Linked DNA regions of Mus musculus: region 1 is linked to region 2. Evidence: chromatin loops called from intact Hi-C (ENCODE). Cell type or tissue: gastrocnemius. All regions are shown on one strand. Each heading gives the region's core, and the rest is flanking DNA. Links, peaks and the distances in the headings are about the cores only.

Region 1 (2,906 bases), core at 250-2,749, 94 kb after region 2:
GCAGGCCAGCCAGAGAACTCACTCAGCACTGAATACACAGTATAGTGAGATGCTGTTTCAAAAAAAAAAAAAAAAGTTTAAACTGGAATATGAAGGCACACACCTGTAATTCTAGCACTTGGGAGGTTGGAGACAGAGTTATCAGGAGTTTACAGTCATCCTCAGCAACCAACAGTTACACTAGCCTGGGCTACATGAGAAAGAAAGAACTTAAGTCAATGCCTAGCAGTACTGCTATATCTTTAATACTTGTATTCATAATTTTAAAATAACATATTAAGTAAAGCTAGACACAAAATTTGATGTTAATAAAATATCAAGATAATTAGCATAGTTTAGCAATCTTTATTACTGCTAATATTCACATATAGAACAGTTTTAAAACACTTCACTAGTAAATCTAAACAATTTAAAAAAAAATGGACCCAGGTGTGGAGACTTCACCTGTAATTCCAGCACAAAAGAGGGTGAGAGGCAGAACTGCTAAGTTCAAGGCAGTATGAATACAGAGTCCCTACCTATAAATCCGGGAGGATTATACTTCAAGAGTCTGCTAAAGATGAGAGAAAAAGTAAAAAGTATATATCAAGACTTCTTCAGGACTTGAAGGCTAAGTTTTTGTTTCAAAAGGCACTTACCAGAATGCTAAAACTGTTATTTCTGCTTCTACTAACCACAAAAATCAACAAGTACTACTGCCAAGACAAGATGGTTTCTTTTAAAATTAGGATGACATGAAGCAAAAAAGAAAAAAATGAGTACAGAACACAGATCATAACAGAATTGGGTGCATCACCTTACATTTCCTTAAGAAGGAATATCTGCTACATGAAAGTTTGTAACAATTTTCAGAGACTTTCTGTATCAATGTCATGCAAAATATTATTAACCTTAAAAAGTCACAGCCCGAGGCAAACGTCTGATTATATGAGTTTCAATGTAATAATTTCTAATAATTCTCAAAGAACTACAAAAGCCAAAGGGGACCCTTTAACAGTTCATCCAGGAATTCTCCCCTCTCTCAAAACAGAGTAAGAGAGACATCAAAACTGTTCTAACACGAGGCCATATCCCAACAGTAACAAGAGCGGACATACTTCCCATGGACATATCTCAGGGGAATATCCGAACAGTACTGTCATCGATTTAAAAAGCAAAGGGAAAAAAAAACTAAGCTCTCCAAGGGAAGCGCCATTGCTCCAGCCCCCCACCCCCACTTCTGTGTATGCATGGGTATGTGTACGAAGAAACTGACTTGTACTCCTGCAGCACTGCAGTAGACTAGAAGATGGGGGGGGGGGATGCTTCCATCACCCCTTACATTAGAAAGGTACAGACTTCCTTGGGGAGGAGTGGAAATCATCCAGTTGGCTGTCCAGAGCATTCTCCATTCCCAAGAATACAGACGCTACAAAGGAGGAGGAGCGGGAGCAGAGACCAGAAAGGGACCTCGCGCCTTTAAATCGGGGTGCACGTCAACTCAAATCTCCCTAACTAGAGCCACACCTTCTTAGAAACATCCCCTTCCACCACCTCTTCCGGTGACCCTTAGGAAAAAGGAATGCAATTGCTCTGGCCCCTCAAAACAGGAGGGCGCCCAGCTCACCAGTTTCTTCACCCCACCCACAGATTCACAGACCCTCCCTGTCTCCCTCCCCCACTCTATCCCCGATCTCTTCTTTCACCCGGAGAGGCCTGAGTGGGCACAATCTCCCCGCCCCCTCCATGTCTTCCTTTCCCAAAGCAGAGGTGCCCTTACCCCTTCGCCGGCAGGTCTGGGGCAGAGCAGACGGGCGCAGACCCCTGGAGCGCTCCGGTGGCCGCAGCGCTGGAGAGCGAGGAGTGAGGAGGAGGGGGCCCGGCGACAGACCGCCGCCCCCCCCCCAGCCACCCAGCCCAGGCTCTACGACAAGGGGCCGGGGGGAGGGAGGGGGGGACGAGGGGACGACCGGGGTCGAGGAGGCGCCCTTAACGCTCCGGCTCAGTTAAGATGGCGCGGGGGAAGTGCCGGGAGTCGCCGCCGCCGCCGCCTCGGGGGAACCGGACCGGGGCCTCGGCCGCCTCCGGTCCTCCCAGCCGAGGCCCTGTCGGTCCCCCGCCGCGGCCCCTTGGCGGGCGGGCCCACGCGCACCCCTCCGCCACCACTACCACCCCTGGGAAGGGGGCGCTCACAAAGAGAAGAGAGGCCGCGGGCCGTCGGGCCGCGGGGCGGGGTCCCCGGGGGCCGAGAGGCCTGGGAGGTTCGCGACTGCTCCGCGCTCTCAGCCCGCGAAGGGCGCAAGGCGAGTGGGACCCCTCCTCTCTCCTCAAGCGGGCGGCGGCACCGGCTCACTCTCTTCGCCACCCTCCCTCTCTCCTTCCAAGCCCTGAAGCCACAGAGCTCGGCCGCTGCCCAGGTTCTCTCCCCCCCCCCTTCCCGACACCACTCCCCTCCTCCCGACAGACATCTCAGCCTCAGATCTCGCGAGAGTTCTTGCCTGACAGGCCCGACCCTGCGCGAGACAGGACAGTATGCGCGCGCGGGCGCGGGCGCGCGGGCGTCCTCTCGGGAGTGCGCGAATACTTAAAGCTGGGCGGAGTGGCCCGAGTGGCCCGAGTGGCCCGGAGTGCTAGGCTTGGTCCAGTCCCACCCTCAGCTCGCCTTCGCTACGCGGGCGTCAGGTGCGTGCTAGTCAGTCCCGGAAATCCTGGGGAGAAGAGCTCCGCGCAGTCCTTCCCTCTTCCCACCTCCAGAACAGCAGCCTCCCACTAATACTGCCAAACTGAAACTTTGCTCCAAAGTGGAGAACATCTCATTCCTACACACACCTTAGTTGGACTCCTCGTGGGACTCAGGGATAAACTTCGCAGCATAATCACTATGTACCTGCGTTTGTGCGGTACTGATGGTTAGTTTGGGAACGGCA
Region 2 (2,906 bases), core at 305-2,804:
GTGGTGTACCTGCTGTAATCCTAGCCCTTCAACGGGCAGGAAGATCAGAGCTTTAAGGCCATTCTTGGAGGGGGCTGGAGAGATGGCTCAGCGGTTAAGAGCTCAATCCCAGCAACCACATGGTGGTAATGAGATCTGACACCCTCTTCTGGAGTGTCTTACATACACTACAGTGTACTTACATATAATGATAAATAAATCTTAAAAAAAAAAAAAGGAACACAGTAAAAATAAAATAAAATAAATAAGACCATTCTTGGCTATAGAAGAAGGTTGAAACCAGTTTGGGCTACATGAGACCCTGTGTCAGAGAGAGGTGGAGGGCTGGAGACACAGCTCAGTGGTTAAGAGCTTTTGCTCCTCTTCCAGAGGCTCAGTTCCCAGTACTCAAATGACAGCTCACAACCTATATCTCCAGATCCATCTCTTCTGAATATACAAACACACAGGCCTCAGGCAGTGGCACAGGGTTTTAATCCCAGTACTCTGGAGGCAAAGGCAAGTGGATGTCTGTGAGTTCAAGGCCAGCCAGGTCTACTGTAGTGTATGTAGAGTGAGTTCCAAGACAGTCAATGCTACATGAAGAAGTGCTATCTTAAAAAAAAAAATCAAAAAACCAAAACTAACCAAAGTTAAAAACAACAACAACAAAAAATACCCCACAGGCAAAATTCATACCCATAAAATAAATATAAACAATTTTTAAAAAGAGCATTCATTAAAAATTGAACTGTTTACAACACATTAAAGCACACATTGCTAACATGATATAGTGTTTTGCAATCCAAGCACTATTCACTCACTTCTCAAAGCTGAAGGGACAGAATGCCATCTCTTGCAGAAGAAAATCAGAGCCAAGAAAGACAAGAGAATCCAAATCACACCAGCATTGGGATATAGGTTGTTTTTGCTACCTTCAGAGTAACTTGGAGTTACTTGCCATGCATCTAGCTACTCAACAGAACCCCTGACCCCACACTACCCATCTGCCCTGGGACTGGCAAGTGGAAGCCTCACCTCTTTCTACACAAAGTGGTAAGGAATGGACTGAGAGCCAAGATAGATAGAGGTAACCTGCGAGGCACAGTCTGCCTCCAGGGAAGGCTCCCAAGATGGGCTACTGGTTGTACTTACCTGTCCTTGGCTCACCTGTGTGTAAGTCACTCTTGGTAACACCTACACATGAGAAAAGAAGAGAGCAGCTGGGGACTTCGTGTTGGGTGTGAAGAAGGGGACAACCAGCCCCAAGCCCTGGGCTGAGATGAAGACGCTGGAGACTGAGGGCAGGAGAAACCACAGATGTCCCAATCGGGCGACCACCGAGGGTGCAGCGAGGCCGTTCAAACCCTTCTCGTCCTCGGCCCTACAGGGTTCCTACCTGTGGAGGCACAGGCCACAGGCCTTCAGGACAAGGGGTTCCTGCCTCCTCCGCCGGCTCAGCCACCACCTGTGGGTCCAAGGCGAAGAGCTGGGCGTTGGCCTCTGCGAGGGCCCCGCCCTTTCGGTTCTAGGAGTAGAGGCGCGGACGGATGGAGGGGCCTCCGAATCCCCTCGCGCGCGCCACTCTTTCCAGGACAAAGTTGAAGCAAAGCGCTTTGAGATTCCCCCGGCCAAGACCTTACCCGGAGCCGGTCGCCTTACCTCGCGAAGGCTCAGGAGCCCCACCAGGGCTACCAGAAGCAACCGGGGCGGAGGTGGAGGAGGATGAACCATTTCAGCTGGGCCAGCAGTCCCGCCAACCAACTAGCTGCAGCGCCACTCGCTCGCGCGCGCCCGCGACCCCGCGCCGCTCGCGCGCCCACGTAGACCGCGGCTCGCGCACTGCCTTGCTCCCTCCTCGCCCGGCCTCGTGCCCCGCCCCCCCTACCGCCAGGCCCGCCCCCGCCCCGCCCCGCCTCGCCTACCGCCAGGCCCGCCCCCGCCCCGCCCCGCCTACCGCCAGGCCCGCCCCTGCCCGCCTCCAGGCCGGCGCACGCGTCCTGAACCCAAAGCCGGAAAAGTTAGTCGCCAAGGATCTCCTGGTCTCCAAGCCCATGGAACCACCTCCCTCGGCCGAGATGCGTCCCGGAGCGTTTGTGCGACCATCAGAGCGCAACTGTATCGCCTGAGTAGAATCTTGGAACCCCGCAAAGGGCAGGAAGTGAGATCCTTAAGGACCGGGTGACCCAGGTGGAGACTTGTGTGCTCTTTTGGCAAACCCGCTCAACACGGAATTATGAAATCCTAGCTGTCCCAGAGAGAAGGTCCCGGCTCTAGCGCTTCACCTTCACGTTGCTCCAGTCCTGCTCTCGCTAATAATAAGAACTGAGCCCCGAGCTGTTTTGGGAGGGTCTTAGGCCCAGAAGCCTTAAGAAGCCAGAGCTTTCTTGATTCCCGCTCTCCTTTGCCCAAGGAAACACTGGTCCGAGGAGCTACAGTGCTCAGCTCGGCCTCCCTTGCAAGGGAGCGCTGCAAAGGAAATCCAGCTAAGGATTGACGCCCAATCAAAAGTTTGAAACAGGCCTGCGAGATGGCTCAGTGGGAAACGGTGCTGGCCGCCAGCCTGACGACCAGAGTTTAATCTGTGGACCTAAGTGATTGAAGGAGGGACCTGATTCCCACAGATTGTCCTCTGACCTAGACACACACACATACACACACCCCTAAACAAATCTTTTTAGGTTTGAAATACATCAAAAAATAGTTATTTCAGGCCTCTCCCATGTGCCCGGACTTATTTCACCCACCCCTGCAGAAATGACCAGATGTTGATCTGACCTAAAGAACCACACTTCTCTCTACCAAAGCCCCACCGCGGGGCTAAGCATCCCTTAATCCTCTCCCTCAACATATTCGGCCAGACTCGAGCCTCTTTCCTTTCCTACAGTCCTTCTTGATAAGTAGTGGAGACGCCTAACTCTTGGAAA

What was found. A loop is a pair of places that touch in the nucleus more often than their neighbours do. Peaks named below come from ENCODE experiments on the same cell type or tissue, not always from the same donor. Only the 100,000 strongest peaks of a DNase experiment are listed, where the experiment ranks them.
Region 1: a loop joins it to region 2, with 2.1 times the contacts of the local background. A loop is called at or near these places in 7 of 42 quality-filtered maps.

The regions. Positions count from the first base shown.
Region 1 is chr11:77,605,449-77,608,354 of GRCm38, forward strand. Taok1 (TAO kinase 1) reads right to left here and starts at 2,367. Exons shown (of 21, transcript NM_001364134.1): 1 at 1,760-2,367. In gastrocnemius, for the core only: no CTCF peak of the experiment used is centred there; DNase peaks (open chromatin) are centred at 1,252, 1,771 and 2,474; H3K4me3 peaks cover 2,367 bases; H3K27ac peaks cover 2,270 bases.
Region 2 is chr11:77,511,519-77,514,424 of GRCm38, forward strand. Trp53i13 (transformation related protein 53 inducible protein 13) reads right to left here and starts at 1,755. Exons shown (of 7, transcript NM_001024920.1): 1 at 1,642-1,755; 2 at 1,379-1,447; 3 at 1,135-1,176. The coding sequence starts at 1,713. In gastrocnemius, for the core only: no CTCF peak of the experiment used is centred there; a DNase peak (open chromatin) is centred at 1,832; H3K4me3 peaks cover 2,387 bases; H3K27ac peaks cover 1,714 bases.